Regions from separate parts of the Mus musculus genome. Here region 1 is linked to region 2. The links are chromatin loops, found by intact Hi-C in ENCODE. Cell type or tissue: gastrocnemius. All regions are shown on one strand. Each heading gives the region's core, and the rest is flanking DNA. Links, peaks and the distances in the headings are about the cores only. Region 1 overlaps Zfp948 (zinc finger protein 948). Region 2 holds the start of Ppp2r1a (protein phosphatase 2, regulatory subunit A, alpha).

What was found. A loop is a pair of places that touch in the nucleus more often than their neighbours do. Peaks named below come from ENCODE experiments on the same cell type or tissue, not always from the same donor. Only the 100,000 strongest peaks of a DNase experiment are listed, where the experiment ranks them.
Region 1: a loop joins it to region 2, with 6 times the contacts of the local background. A loop is called at or near these places in 2 of 42 quality-filtered maps.

What each region holds. Positions count from the first base shown.
Region 1 is chr17:21,576,330-21,584,672 of GRCm38, reverse strand. Zfp948 (zinc finger protein 948) reads right to left here. Exons shown (of 6, transcript NM_001002008.2): 4 at 1,531-1,643. The coding sequence starts at 1,560. Among named protein-coding and RNA genes, the nearest start is that of Zfp948, 14 kb to the right of the region's middle. In gastrocnemius, for the core only: a CTCF peak has its summit at 4,960 (motif pointing right); a DNase peak (open chromatin) is centred at 4,961.
Region 2 is chr17:20,940,084-20,948,426 of GRCm38, reverse strand. It overlaps Ppp2r1a (protein phosphatase 2, regulatory subunit A, alpha), which reads right to left and starts at 2,973. Exons shown (of 15, transcript NM_016891.3): 1 at 2,844-2,973. The coding sequence starts at 2,921. In gastrocnemius, for the core only: no CTCF peak of the experiment used is centred there; DNase peaks (open chromatin) are centred at 2,219, 2,713 and 3,119; H3K4me3 peaks cover 3,004 bases; H3K27ac peaks cover 2,959 bases.

The DNA of each region.
Region 1 (8,343 bases), core at 280-8,279, 640 kb before region 2:
AAAAATTAAAAAATTTTTAAAACAATCAAAAAATGATTTCCAGTATAGTTAGTCACATTCTGTAGTGAATGTTCAAACTCTGTGAAAGGAGGATGACATGTTTTATAAGTAGTATCCAAGAAACAAGACACAAATTTAAAATATTGACATAGTTATCTACTTCTTATGTATTCTGAACTCATGTGCCCCAGGATCACAATGTTCCTGTCTCAGGACAGGTCATGATGAGGAATGTGCTTTTAAATGCTCTGCCTGAAGATCATCCTAAAATGCATACACTGAGTCAATCTTCTCTGTATTTGGGCCTTGACATAATCTATTCTAACAGGCTCAGGTATGATTTTTAAACTATAATATTTAACACCACATGATTAAAAAGCAAAGGGGTAGGTATGGAAGGCAGAACTCATGAGTCCTTTTTAGGCAAAGAATTATGTTATTTTTCCACAGTAGCAAGCTTGTTAAGAATACTACATATTGATAATTTTAAGGGTAACATATAAATCAACTATATAGAGACAGAGATAGAGATAGAGATAGAGATAGAGATAGAGATAGAGATAGAGATAGAGATAGAGATAGAGATACAGATAGATAGCTATTGGGACCACTAACAAGCAGATGGAAAAATCTGCCTTAGCCGCATTTAACATGATAGAAACTTTTCCTGAGCATGTAAAAGAGCCATCTTAGACAAATAACAATTTCAGAACCCTACAGCTGCAAGGTAGGATTGAATAGCTATCATTCAAGTAAAAAGTAACTAGAGCAAAACCACGATGAGAGTATTTTTTTCATATCAAATGTCACTAACAACTTATTCACATCCATCAGTCAATGCCCATAAGACATTTGTAAGGATGCATTCCACATAATTCTACACAATGAGGTCAAGCCCAAGTGTTCTGCTAGGTGGGATGTTGTCTGAGATACAAACAAAAGAAAAGAAAAAAAGTAAAAAATACTGATCTCTCTACTCTGGAAAGTTACCACTGAACTTCTTAGACAAGTGTGTGATTCTCCTGAGATAAACAGATATGAGGTGCTAACAAACATGTAGACACATCAACACTAACATGATATTAAACACCAAAGAGAAATAAATACAAGTAAAATATAATCTCAGCCTACACTCAAGAACATCAGTTTCATGGCACAATTAAGCCACATATACCTGCCATGAAGGTAATGACCACCTGTTATAAAAAAAAGCTAAGTGCTTTCCTTCGTTCTACTTCTGTCACAAATTTTTTGGGGGTCTGGTGTTGGATTAGTACACAAACATATATTCGATAGTGAAAATATAAAATCACATCTGAGGCTCCAGAGCTTCTGTTCCTAGTGAATATTGATTGCATAAAAATGCATTGTGTTGTCTAGACTCTAGGTCTGCTGAATTGAAGTTTGTGATTTTGTTGGTCTGTTTATAACAATTTCAAAATAAATATTAAAAAATTACCAGGAGCAGAAAATTAAGGTCTTGTATCCAACTACAACACTTTTAGAAATAGACTGGAAATTACTACTGACCTTGGACATGTTTACTGGAGATTTAGCCATTTCTTTCTGTGTCTCTTCTTTGATTTTCTCTTTGAGGAAGAATGAATAGTTGGCTAGTGGTCCTTTAATATCAATGGGTCAAACTGGAAAAGTAAAATTAATACTGAATGTTGTTAAAAAAAAATCAATGGGAGATCACATAAAAAGGCCCAAGCAACAAAATACTACCTGGTGTCTGGTCAGTAATCCCAGAGCCAGGCGAGCACGGAAAAATATTTAAAACTTGGAGAGAAAAACACCAGCAACTATATTATTGCACTCAGAAAAATATTCTCTCGAAAGAGGGAGACAGAAGTGCATTTGAAGATAGTCATGAATTAACACAATTCATTTTACTAAAGCAGCATAGCACATAATAAATTAGAGGCAACACATACACAGGAGAATTTGAGAAATTATTTAGAAGAACATGGGAAATAATACATTTCATATGAAGAATAGATGAATACAGGAGAATAGGGAAGTAATCAACCAAACTCAAAGGTGCAAGCCATTCTTTCTCACATTAAAGAAAGAAGAATTCTACAAATATTCTAACCAGCAACAACATTTAAAAAAAACATAGGGAATAAAAACACTATAAACAAAATAATAGCCATTCTATAAATCAATATAAAGAATTGTCAGTTAAATAAACAAACCCACAGGTTAAATAAATCTCGTATGTAACCCAGTTCTTCTACTCCTTAGAATATGCTCAAAGGGCTCAACACCCTACTCCACAGATATGCGCTCAACATTGCACATTGACGCTAGAGTCATAACAGGTACCAAATGGAAGAACATAAATGTCCTCCAATTGAGAAGTAAAAATGTATATGTACACTAAAAAATATTATTGAAGTGTAAAGAAAATTGAAGTCACGACATTTGCAGGTAAATGTGTGGACTTAGTACAGATCACACTGAGTGGAATAAGTCAAACCCAAAAGACAGATACTGCATGTTCTCTTTCATAGAAAGTTCCTCCCTCCAAATCTTCAAATGTGAGTTCACAACCTGGAATAACTGCACTAACCAGAAAAGTAAAACTGGGAATGAACGATCTTAAGGAGAAAATGGAAAAAGTATGAGAGGCATTTATTTATAGAGAAGAGCAAGATATAAACACAGCAAGAGTAACATAACAGAAAAGATTTCTAAAAACTCATGAGAAATTATGGTATTATCCTACCATAACATATGTCTACCATACATATCAGTCTGGGAAAGCATACACATGTGAAGTGTAAATGAAACTTCCTTGGGCTGACAATGTTCTCTACACAAGCCATATATTTTCTACCAAACCACAGTCACACCACTGATTGTCAACAGACCACAAAATAAAAGACAACAGTTTGAACATTCCTGCTGGTGCACAACTTTAATGTGAGCACTGAAGAGATAGAGGTGGGTGGAAATCTGTGAATTCCAGGTCAGCTTGGCCTACATGGTGACTTCTATGTAACGGTTTGGCCATGTGTCCAAGTGTCCATGAGCAGAATGCTTTTGTTGAATCAGGAAGACAAGAAGATTGCAGATGCTTTTTTGATATAGTTGAGTTATCATAATTATTCACAAGATGCTTCATAATATTATTTCTATTATATGATACCTTTTAATTTTGTTCCTATCTCTCTTCCTTTCTTTCTTTTTTTCCTCCAAAACAGGGTTTCTCTGTGTAGTCTGGCTGTCCTTAAACTCTGTAGATCAGACTGGCAGAGAACTCCAAGATCTACCTGCTTCTGTTTCCTGAATGCTGGGATTAAAAGTGTGTGCCACCACCACAAACTGGTTTATAACATCCTTTCTAACTGTGAAAATACTGTGACCCGATTCCCTCAAAGAACATACTGTGATTTCCAGACTCTAATTTACAACATTAAGAACTCAGTACAAGACACATTTCTTTTTTCTTTTTTTCCTTTTTTCCCTCCTTTTCTTTCTTTCTGTCTTTCTTTCCTTCCTTCAATCCCCCCTCTTTCTTGTAGTTACTTTTTTTTTCTCCTTGATTTTTGAGACAGAGTCTTACCATGTAGCTCTGCCTGTCCTGAAATACTACATAAACCAGGCCAGCCTACAACTCATTGAGACCCAGCTGCCTTTGCCTCTTGAGTGCTGAGATAAAAGCAGAGCCTCATCAAATCTGGTTGCACACTTCTTACAACACTGTATTTACATCACAGATTACATACGTTTCAGATGGAAAATTAATGATGGATAGACAGTTTACTTTTAAAAGTTAGTATTTACATCCATACCTGTAGAACTCACAAACTGTATTTTAGATTCAATTAAATTTGCAGGAGTTCCTTTCATGACTCCTATCTAAAAGCTCTCAGGAAATCCAAGTCCCTAGGTACATATGCCACTCTCTTGAATAGGGAAGTGGTAGATCACAGATATTATAATGGATGATTGTAAATTTCAAGCTTTGTCCTTTCCACCACAGCAAAGAGACCGCGTTGCAAATATCAACAGATAAATTCAAATATTCTACTGGTTTATTCTTATAAGCATATCTAGCAGCCATAAGATTGATTTAGAAATAGTATTATTCCAGTTAATATTATTGAAAATTTATTGACAGCAAAAATTTAGAGAGCTGTCATCTTTATGAACAATAGAGAAAATGATCACTCTCTCCTCCCTTCCTGCCTGTTCCTGTAGTTCCTCTGATCTAGGAGGCTCATGGACCCAGTGCATCTATTCCCATCTATATGGTTGCAGACTGCTGAGTCTCCCAGGATGACCCACTTGGCACCTGCAGCTTAGGGAAGTGTTTGGTCCCGAGGTACCCCTACTCCCCCACCTCCTACCCCCACCCCCTCAAGTCCTCTGCAGTCAGGTCTCCACTATATGACTGCCCACGATGCAGCCCCCCCCCCCCCAAGAGCTCAGTACAAAATCAGGTTCTTGATACTTCTGTCTTTGACTCTTTAGTCCCACTGCCTATGAAAAACACACATTGTTTCCCAGTTTCCCTGGCTTCATTCCACTAACCCCACCTACACTATACCCTTCCTCTAAACTAGGCCAATATGCCACAGGGAGACTGATCCCTCCTACTCAGTTTCATGCTTCCTTCAACACAGGTTCAGCTGCCAAGCTGCCCTGTACTTGCTCTGCACAGCTGCGTGCTTGCTCCCAGCCTAGACTCAAGTGGATTGGGTAGGATGCTGCATCCCATTATCTGACCCCCATTGTGAGTTCTGAATCCTCAGATACCAGATAGGCAACCTCAGACCTTTATCTGACTATCAGCCTCTCGGTCACATACTGGATACCAAACAACAAAAGGCTAAAATCAGGTGCCAGAGTCCCATCCCCCAAAAACAAACACGAGAAGAAGGGAAAGGGAGCAATCTCATGTAGCCAGTGGTTGGCCCACAGCTATCAGCCCAGACCTGAACTCATCCCACTGTACTACTTTCACCACTAGATGGCGGTCTTGTCAGTAAACTAAGAAACAAGTTACACTTCTGTGACTCGTGCAAAAGTGAGAAAAAAAAACACAGTTTCTTCCTCTCTCTCTCTCTCTCTCTCTCTGTCTCTCTCTGTCTCTCTCTGTCTCTCTCTCTCTGTCTCTCTCTCTCTCTCTCTCTCTCTCTCTCTCCCCCCCCCCTTTCTTCCTTTCTTTGCTTCTAACGGAGTGGTAAACACTGAAACTCTTGGCTGTCCCAGATGCATAAAATAAGTAAGGTCTCAAAAAGTCACCTACACCATTCATCTCTAGCTGTGGAAACTCCAAGGAAGAAGTGGTTATGCAATAAGAAGGGAAAGAGGGGAAAGGCTAAGATACACCATTCTCTCGACTCCATACAACTATTGTAATCAGTAACCAACAACAACTGGGCTTTATCTGTACTGGCCTCACACAAGACCACAGTCATTCTAGGAAAGGGAACAACAGCTCACTTTACCTCTCAGACATTGGCTATGGATAGATTCAAGGAGAAGAGTCATGGCCTTTAGTTGTTATCCTGTGCTGAGCACATCAGGCTCCAAACCCACAGTCTCACAAATGGCTCTGGTTCTGAAAGAACCTAGTGGGGAAACCCCCACTCAACTCTCGATTCGGCGTGCACCCAAGAATCACAAACAGAACAGAACGCCTTGATGTAAATACACGAAGTAGTTTAATGACAGAGCTCCGGACCAACATGTATCTCACACAGGAGATAACAGATGTAGGCCCCAAGGCTCAAAAGTTAGGGGTTTTTATGGAAGAAAAAGGGATAGGGGTACGAGGAATTTCAACAAAGGTATGGGATTGGCTCATTCAATCATTAACAGAAAGATTACATGTCAGCAAAAGGGCATCAGGACTTTGTTCCTGTGGGCTGGGGGCTTATCTTTGTTCACATAGCAACTAGTTGATGTATGACTTTACCCCGCGTCAAGGGGCAATAGACAGAGGGGAGGTTCCGGCCAGATGGTGTTGACTCAGACAAGATAGCCCTGCTTGTGTCCTTGCATTCCTTCAGTTCATCTCTGGATTACAAGCAGTATGAATAGAGATGAACACAGTAGAGTGACTGTTGGAATTGTGGACCAGGATAGTGGAGAGGTAGGAGGTAAAAATGGGCAGTATTAAATGTGCCCATACAAATGCACATACACACATACACACACACATTCTGCATCCATATGCGTATGTTACACACATATGTATGTCAGTGTTAAATAGCTAATGATAGAAGTTTGAGAGGACCATTCATTCATTCAAGACAGGGTTTTCTGTGGAAATGTGTGTTTAAAGGCATGTGCTACTATGCCCAGCTCAAATACTGCTTTTCTTTTTTTCAGATTTATTTTTTTTATGCATGTAAGTACACTGTTGGTGTCTCCAGAGACTCTATAAGAGGCCATCAGATCCCATTATAGGTGGTTGTGAGCCACCATGATATTAAAAACTAGAGAATCGCTGGGCAGTGTTGGTGCATGCCTGTAATCCCAGCACTTGGGAGGCAGAGGCAGGCGGATTTCTGAGTTCAAGGCCAGTCTGGTCTACAGAGTGAGTTTCAGGACAGCCAGGACTGCACAGAGAAACCCTGTCTCAAAAAAACAAAAACAAAAACAAACAAAAAAACCAAAACCCAAAAAACTGGAGAATCAACTTTTGAAGTCAGTCTAGATGCCCCGATAAATAAATGAATAACTGAAAGAAAGAAAACTTCTATGTGACCTAATTACAGCACTAATGTGTGATATTATTCCTGTGGAAACAAGAACAATCATCTACTTATCCCAGATAAGGAAATAATAATAAATCAATGTTGGGGAACCAACAAAGTCCACCTTAACGAACCAGTGTGGTTTCTTTTTTAGTCGTGTTGTCTGCATTTATGTCTGTGTATGATATGTGTCCCTCGTCCTCGCAGAGGCCAGGAAAGGGCATTGTAGATTCTGGAGTTGAGCTGAGAGATTGAGCGCCCATGTGAGGATGCTGGGAAAATAAAGTGAATCTTCAAAGGAACACACAGTATTCTTAACCCCTGGGTCATTTGTAAAGCCCAGTGGATTACTGAGTTTTATTGGGGTGACTTATAAAAACGTGGGTGAGGGGGTTTCTGATAGAAACAGAAAGGATTCAATGATAGCTGCCACCTGTGAGAGTCATGGATAATAAAGATGGAAACCTGGGGATCAGTGCAGTTCCATGCATCTCACCTGAGTTGAGAAGTGATCTAATAAGCCACTTCCTCCATGAGCGTGCCTTGTGCTCCAGAGTCCAGGCAGCTTGACCAGTGTCTGCTTCATGGCTGGTCTGAGCATCTTCTGTAAAACTCATCTTGTATGACCCTGTCAGCGGTCCTTGCCAATTATGTAAGCTTGAGGCAGAAAGGCGATAGTGAATCTTGCCAGTTTCTGAGACTTCCTAAAACTATTAAGTTTCCTATTTCTGAGCATTGGGGAGAGTCTCTATAGGTTGGACAGTTCATGGCCCATTCACTCCCTAGCCTTTAAGGCATCCAGTTAATTTTCCTTTCCTATAACACCCTATTTTTCTACAGAGTATCCTTCAACATGAAAAGGTTCAACCTTAGAGAACTCTGATACACAGTAACCTATCTTGGTTACTCCCTATCAAATCCAGGGAGTTTCTATCTTACCAATGATCATTTGCCCATCATGTTCTTCTTGCTTTATTCACAATGTCTAGGCCTGCAATCAACTCAGTTATCCATCACCTGACACATAGGCAAATAAAAATTTTTTATAAAAATATGATATGTATCTATAGAACATGGTATATTATTCAGTTGTAAATAAAAATGAAAGTGTGAAATCTGGATGTAAATGTAGGCAATTGGAAAATATGGAGACTTCTGCCAACTAATCCCCAACAGTCAAACAGCACACATTTCCTCTCATATGTGCATCTTAGCTTTAATGTTTCTGTTTTATTTGTTGAAATAAGACTGCATGTAGATGCTAGGAAGTTAGAAATGGACCAATAGAGGGAGACTCAGAAAGAAAGAATGGATAGTAGGTTATGGATGATATGAAATTAGAGAAGGCGAATACTGGGGAAGAATGGTTCAAGTACACAGTGAAGTAGTGGAAAGGAGAAAGGGCTGCTGAGTGGTGAACCCAAAGGAGACGTCTATAAGGAAGATACATAGGCCCCTATCATTTTGCAAACAAACTAAAAAATTTATAATGACAGGATGGTATCACATGTGACATGAAAGAACTGGGCATAAAGTAAAACATGTTTTAAATATGAAACGGGGGATGGGGCAGGAAGAAAGGAGGAAGAATGGCTGGAGTAACCAAAAGGATATATGAAGTTTT
Region 2 (8,343 bases), core at 69-8,068:
CATGGCTTTCACTCAAGCAAAACTTTACTTGCAAAAGCTGGCTGTGGATGGATATGGTACTAAGGCTGTCTTTTGCTGACCTGTATACTAGTTTTCAACATTCTTCCCTCAATTTCTTACATGCCTGTGCTCCTCTTCCATCTGAACTATGGGAAATGCATGGGCCAGGGTGACAACTGGTGAGCAGTGAGCAGCAGCCCTAAGGACAATGGATGGTATCAGGGAGCAACCACCATTCCATTCATAATCTTCATGCCAGCAATAATAGCATCATGGATCATCTATAAAGTGTTCCCTGTATACTCAGGTAGTTTATTCATACTCTGCTCTGAGGTTTTCTAGAAAAACCATATTAACAGGCGAGGATGCTGATGCAAAACAAGAAGCACTTGATAGAAAGCAGTGAGTTCCCAAGCAGAACCTAAGCAGTCTGACTATCTGCACCGTCACTGTGTCTAGGAGTAGGGGTCCTGAACACCACGCTTCCTGTCCATTTGTGGACAGTTCTTTCACTCTACTCTTTCTGTCAACAGTGTGCATTGTTTTGTTCAGGAAGATGGCACTGTGAATGTTGGAGTAAAGTGGCAGAAAGCTGTGTAGCCCTGTTGCCTAATTCAAGGCTATGCTGTCATGAGGTCATTTTCATCCAGCAAGACCTCTGACAGACTTCTGATCTCCAGAAACATAATAAAACTTTATGTTGTTGTATACTAAACTTATGGTGACTTGTTACAGGATCCTGACAAAATTGGCACACTGACCTAAGCTAGACAAGTTCCTTATTGTCTCTAGGTGAACATTTCATCCAACAGCTTCCCTCAACCTTAGCACTAAAATCTTTGTTTCCTACCTAAGAAAGATGTCCTATATACTGCAATCATGCTTAACAGCATTCATGACTTCAACCTACTAAAAGCAGCAACAATCTCCCAGTTGTGGCAACCAAACCATCCCTAGACATTACTAAACACCCTTGGAGCCAAAAAACTAGAACTATAGCCATTGCGCGCATACACACACACACACACACACACACACACACACACTCTCTCTCTCTCTCTATCTGGATTCATCTCCAACTTTTTAAACTTTACATCCTAGAAGGAGCCTCCCTCAACTAGCCTAATTCCTCACCCAACTGTCTAGAGGTTACACACTCTGCCCAGAATCTAATGGCTCCTTCAACAAGCAGGTACTGTTTCAAATTTCAACAAGACTTTCCCATGCTTACTCTACATTTCTTATTTTCTCCTTAAAATTTTCCATAGTCAACATAATGCCTATTTATCTGTGACCACTCACTAAAAGGTTAATTCCTTTAAGGCAAGTTTTGTTCTTTTGTTCTTCAACTATCCAAAATACCACTCTGAAGAAAGGCCCAGCAAACACTTGCTGATTCACTCTTTCAACATTGACAAGTCTCATTCTTTCTTACATGTGGTAATATGCAGATTTAGTTCTGTTTACCTGTTTCACATCTAGCCTTTGTACAGCAACCAGACTGCTTCTTTCTTGATACAGTGTCACCAGGCTAGCCTTGACACTGCCTTTGCCTCCTGAGTGCTGGGATTGCTAGCATGCATGCACCACTATACCAAGCTCTGGTCTCCTTTATGACCCAATAACATTCCTCATGCTTTGCATGTGTTTACAGAACATATGCAAATAAATTCATTCAGTATACCCAAAACCAGATTATTATTCCCATTTAACAGAAGAGAAACACAGACTGCCTGAGTCAATTTGCAAAAATTGCAAGATCCAGGAGTACAAATCCAGTCTTGCCAACAATGGAACCAGAGTCACACATAAATACGTAAGACTTAGAGGATAGGCCCAGGTTCAGGAAGGTGACTGAGTGCAGCATGAACAATTCTATATAAAAGGAAAAGCAGAGGGCTGTAGCACAGTGCCACAATAGCCACACCCCCAAAATAATTGCTAACATTTATAGAGCCTTTACATACAGCCAGTTTCATTTTACTACTTTTCCTCGGCCACCGAGGGAAACCAGGACTATTATTAGCCGCTATTTGTAGAAAACAGAAGCCAGGGGCGATGAAATAATGTGCACACAAGGTCATCCTCAGGTGAGAGGATGCGGCCTTGAGGTCTGACCTCTTTTTCAAATCCAAAGCAGTCCGACAACTCTGGGGTCCTGGCTCATTCTTCTCCCATGAACCAGAACTATCAACTCTCTTGGCAGGCCGGCTTGGGACCAGGTCGGAGAACAGGTGGGTCTGTGCACGTTACCCACCCCAGCTACGGCTAGTTAAATCTCAGGAGAGGATACTTTCACCGCCTCCTTCCTCCTCCTTCAGGAGAGCTAACCCAAAATACAAGGTGGAGGTCGGTGAAGAATGGACAGAAATCTCGGTATCAGTCCCCAATCCCAATATCAGTCCCCACTCCTTCCAGTTAAAACGAAAACATTAAAAGCAATGGGAACTCTACCCGGGTCGCCAGGACCCCTGAGGGTTTCTACTCAGCAGGTCACGCGCCCCCGCCGATTCTCTACAAAGAGCCATTCTGAGTCCGCCGCCAATCACCGACTGGCAGGCGGCAACAAGACCGCCACCCTATCTCGGGCCGCCCAGGCCCAGATCTGGGGCGGCCGCGCGCACTCAGGTAGGACCCTCGAGGCTTGCCCTCCGCTTGGCCGGGCACCCAATGAAGGCTGCCATCTCATCGAACCTTGCTATTAAGAAAGATGAGACCTGAATTCTGATTGGCTGCCGCTGCTTTCCGCCACTCCCGGAGAACCCGGAGCCATCGCTCCCACATTCCGCGAAGATCCCCGTCCCCGATCTCCCCCACACACTCTAACGGAAGGATCCCCGTACCTGAACGTCCTCATTGCGGAGTTCATCTATGAGCACCGCAATAGGATAGAGCGAATCGTCACCGTCGGCAGCTGCCATCTTGGCTCCCTGGCGTTTCTATCAGGCAGCAGCGAGCTCCAGGCGGAATCCGGGATCGGGCGGGGCGGTGCCGGGGAAAGGACGCAAAGCGGACGTGGGGGCGCCCGAGCCGCCCTACAGGGGCCGTCCCGCCGCCATTGCCGCACAAGCTCGCGTCTGTTTGGTCTGAACCAACCAAGTCCCGCCTACTTCTCATTCACCATTGGCCGGACGAATGAGATGTTTTTCCCGAAGGACGAGAGGAACCGGAAGTGAAGTATCTTAGTGACCAAGATTGTGCCCGCCTACGTCGCTGCTAGCAACCACGGGAACAAGCAGGTCTAGCTGCCAATGAGAGTCGAGGGTGGGAGGTGGCTAAGATGGCCCCTTGGGGAGAGGCGGAGAAGACTTAAGCTGGAGTCTTGGGAGCTATGCGTGACGTAATGAAGGACATGCTTGTCTGGTTCTGCTATACCGGTCTCTGTAAAGGAGGGACTCCTAAGTAGGGAGATTTGCCTTGCTTGGTTTCTAGGATGCGGTTCTGGGGCTCTTGGCGTTCAAGGCTTTATTACCCACCCCCCTTACCCGGAAGAAATAGAGCGGCCAGAGCGAGTCTTCATCCTGCCGGGGAGCTTCTAGGTAGCTAGTAAAAAATGAACAAGGTCGAAAGTTTTTTGAGGATGGACCTCTGCCTCATAATGAGCTTGGGCGCTGTGATTCACTTAGAAGGCGAATATAAAACTATCACAATCCTTTCTCCTTAAGGTTGAAAATATGAAAGGGAAGAAGGTGGGCATAGCGGGGTTGTTAGATGCTATCAAGGTTGTTAAAGCGTGGCTATTTCTATACTTGATTTTTGTTTTCTCCTTTCGACTCCCCTCGCCTCTCCCCTCCTCCATCATCCTCCCCCCCACACCTCCATTCCTCCCTTCCCCCTTCTTCCTCTCCAATTAGAGAGAAAATTGAGAAAGCACCCTCACAGAGAGTGGAAATAAACAAACAAACAAACAAACAACCCCCCCCCCCTCACAGAGAGTAGGCGTTCCTAAGTAATGATGCAGATCACATATCTCTGGCCCTGAATAGGAAACACTTGGTCTTGTGATAACGAACAGAAGGCATAGCCATGTGTGAAAGTGCACATGCTTTCAATCATGAAACTCAGGAAGCAAAAACTTGTCATCTTTCTGAGATTGACATCATCTTGGTCTACATAGTGACCTCCGGGCCAGTCAAAGGTCTATGGTGTAACCCTCAAAAGACAGCCATACCATTGCCTCATCCCATAAGAGTTAATCCAAATGGTCTGGCTTAGAAACTTCAGTTTATACGCTACCTCACTAAAAGAGTTTGGCACAATGGTACCATTGTCTATTCTTTGTGAGTGTATTTTCTTTTATGATCTCTCTGGCCATTCTTCAGTTTCTTTCCTTTATATGAACTCTTCTATACTGTACTTTATGTGTTTCTGAAACCAATCAACAGAAAACTGGGGAACTCAGGAGAGGCTATGGAGAGGAATTCCAAACAGTGCCTTCTTGGACCATTTTTGATTTAACAGATCTTTTGGAAAAAACATCCTCTTGCCTGTCTCCTCTCCTTTCAGATATAGTAAAGTTTTCTAGTCTTACTTTGAACTGCCCTAGGTTAAACATTGTAGGAAGCACTGGATTTCTTAACAAGTACAAGAAGAGGGTAAGTTTAATTAATTAGTACTAGGTTGTGATTGGTAATGGGCTTACTGGCATTTCTAATCAATTTATGTGAATTATGAAAACTAAAAAATAAGGTTTTATTTACTTTTTTGATTTTAAATTTGTATCCTTTATCTCTTATGCTGAAAAACACTAAATTTTTAGTGACATTGACATAGTCATATTTATGATTAATGATTACATTTTAGGATATTATGAAATAGTAAATGTTATTCAGTTATGCCGTGGGCAACACAGCTGGACATCAACAGGGCCTAGCAAGGAAGGTAATTGGAGACAGAGACACAAGACTCTAGGTTCAGTTTAAGAATGGACAATTTTTTGGAGCTGTGACGAAAGGATGGACCATCTAGTGATTGCCATATGCAGGGATCCATCCCATAATCAGCTTCCAAATGCTGACACCATTGCATACACTAGCAAGATTTTGCTGAAAGGACCCAGATATAGCTCTCTCTTGTGAGACTATGCCGGGGCCTAGCAAACACAGAAGTGGATGATCACAGTCAGTTATTGGATGGGTCACACGGCCCCCAATGGAGGAGCTAGAGAAATTACCCAAGGAGCTAAAGGGAACTGCAACCCTATAGGTGGAACAACAATATGAACTAACCAGTACCTGGGAGCTCTTGTCTTTAGCTGCATATGTATCAAAAGATGGCCTAGTCGGCCATCACTGCAAAGAGAGGCCCATTGGACTTGCAAACTTTATATGCCCCAGTACAGGGGAATGCCAGGGCCAAAAAGGGGGAGTGGGTGGGTAGGGGATTGGGGGGGTGGGTATGGGGGACCTTTGGGATAGCATTGAAAATGTAAACGAGGAAAATACCTAACAAGAATAAAAAAAAAGAATAAAAAAAAAGAATGGACAATTTTTATTTTTCCCATTGTTTATATAATGTTTAGCGCATAGCTGGAAATTCCAAGCAGAGTTTGAGAAACAGTCTTTGGGCCCACTATCTATATTCTGTCTTTTATATTTCACTGCCCTTGTTGGCATCTTTTACCCCAGAGGACATGCCTGCTACATTTTATCTCTTGCTTACAGTTTTTCAGTCAGAAGACTACATCTGGATCATTGTTTGTGCTTGAGAAAAGAACTATAGACTATCTGGACCAAGCACAATTACATGTAGTATATAATAGAAATACATGTTACATAGGTTCTTTATATTAGGAAATTAGGTTAAAAAGCATATTATTATTGGTTTCAATGGTTAATAGAGTTATTAGTCATCCTACCAGTTCTTGTTTAATGTGTCTGTTTTGTTTTGCTTTTTTAAATTATTTATTTACATCCCAAATATTTCCTCCCTGTTGGTCCCCCATCACAGAGTTTTCCCCCAACCCCCACTCCCTTTTGCCTCTGAGAGGGTGACCCCCAGTGATCCTTTCCCACTGAGGCCAGACAAGGCATCCCTTTGCTACATGTTTTGAGGGGGAGGGGTGGACCATCCTATGTATTCTCTTTGGTTGGTGGCTTTATCTCTGGGAGCTTCCCAGGTATCCAGGTAAGATGATACTGTTGTTCTTCCTATGGGGTTGCCATCTCCTGCAGTTCCTTCAATCCTTCCTATAATTTTTTCCATAGGGGTCCCCGACCTCAGTCCAATGCTTGGCTGTGAGTGTCTATATTTGTATGAATCAGCTGCTGGCAGAGCCTCTCAGAGGACAGCTATATTAGGCTCCTATCTTCAAGAACAGCGTGGCATCAGTAATAGTGTCAGGATTCGGTGCCTGCCTATGAGTGGATCCCATGTTGGGCCAGTCACTGGTCGAGCATCTCTATAGTCTCTGCTCCAATTCTTATCTTGCATTTCTTTTAGAAACAATTTGGGGCTGAAAGTTTGTAGTTGGGTTGGTATCCTCATTCCTCAACTGGGGGTCCTGGCTGACTACTGGAGATGGTCCTTTCAATATTCCATATTCCCACTGCTGGACATTTTGGCTAAGGTCACTCACATTGTGTCCTTGGAACCTCCTGCATTCCCCACTATTGATTCTTTTACTTCCCTTACTACATTCATAGTAAACTCATACATTCAAACCCTAAAGCACAGCTATCATAGATTATTCTCCAGACAGTGCTGAGTAGTTCCACATGAAATAGTATTTCAGGTGTGTGTATTTACTGTGGTGAGAGGATGGAGGTGGGAATTTGGAGGCATAGAGAAGAAAGGAAATGAATTCCTCTTCTCAGATATATCTAGATTTTTGTCAAGTTGACAAAAACTAGCTATGATACCTCAGCACCATCTAAAATTGAGTGTACACAACCAGCCATCCCAAAGGTAGATAGACAGACACAGAATCAGAAGTTAAAAGGTTATCTTTGGCCATATATTCAAAAGGCAACCTGGCTAACATGAGAACCTTGTAAGTGGAGAGGGGTAGACAGAGAACATCCTGCCTGTTTAGCTTGAACTCATTATGGATAACTTCCTGTTTTGTTTTGTTTTGTTTTGTTTTGTTTTGTTTTGTTTCTGTGCCACCCATATCCATAATATGTGAGGATATTATTTTTTTCCATAGCTGTCCTTAATATGTCTCTGCCAGTATCTGTCTAGGATTCAGAGCATTTTTCTGTCTTCGTCTGGGAAGACTCTTCCTGCAAGTAGATTGCAGTTAACACAGAGATCTGTAACTGGACAATGTGCAGAACTTGAGAGACTCTGGAACACTCAGTTCTAAGTGAGATGTCTTTACCAAACTCCTCCCCTCAAAGCTCAGGGATCTATATGGAAAAGGACCCAGAAAGGGCAGAAAGATTGTAATATCCACAGGAAATGAATAACTCCAAAGAAACAGTATCTTCCAGATACAATAGGCTAATGAATGTGTGAACTCACAGAGACTGAGACAGCATGCACAGGACCTGCACAGGCTCAAAGTCCTAGTACTGAGAAGGAAAAGTGGCACAAAGTCCCACCCCCAAGCTCTTTGCAAGTGATGCCTCCTGGGAATAGTTGACCAAAACAAAATAGACTCCATGCTTTTTGACTTGTCTTTCTAATTCTTTTTTTTCTGTTTCTTTGGGGTTTTGTTTGGTTTGTGTTGAGAGAGGGAAGAGGTGATGCCATCTGTTACCAAATAATTTGTAATAAGTCTACCATGTATATTTTCATATGCATGTAAAAAATGATAGCTGCGTACAGTATGTCTCAGCAGGTGGCAGGAAAAGCAGGAAGAATAGTGTTGGCTATATGGATGTGTTTATGGGCACATGATATTAATTCCCTAGACCATGGACTATTACTGTGCCATGTGTCCTGCCCTGCACAGATACAAATACTATGTAAATGTCACAGGATAGTGTGTAATACAATTTAGGAACAGTGAGTCATTGTGCATTTCAGACAATGTGTAGCAATTTCCTCTGAGTTGAAATGTTTGCTGTTTCAAGGCTCAGGGAAGCTCCTGAGACTCAGGAGGTGAACAAACTTGACAAGATTAACTACTGCCCCTCCTCAGGGTTAGAGAAGCATTAAAAAATTGCTGGAGGAATTGGCTCTGACTAGACCAACTCAAGTCAAACATTCTGACCTGTGGTGCCACCTACAAGCCATGCAGAAACTCCATGGTTGCAGCTTTAGTGAAATGAAACTCAGGTTGGGGTGGGAATTTTAGTGATACAGATGCATTTATTCATTCCTGCTCTTGAGAATACCCACCCCCTACTCCCCCACCCACACACATATTCCTGTAGGCAACTGCAATAAAGAGTCACT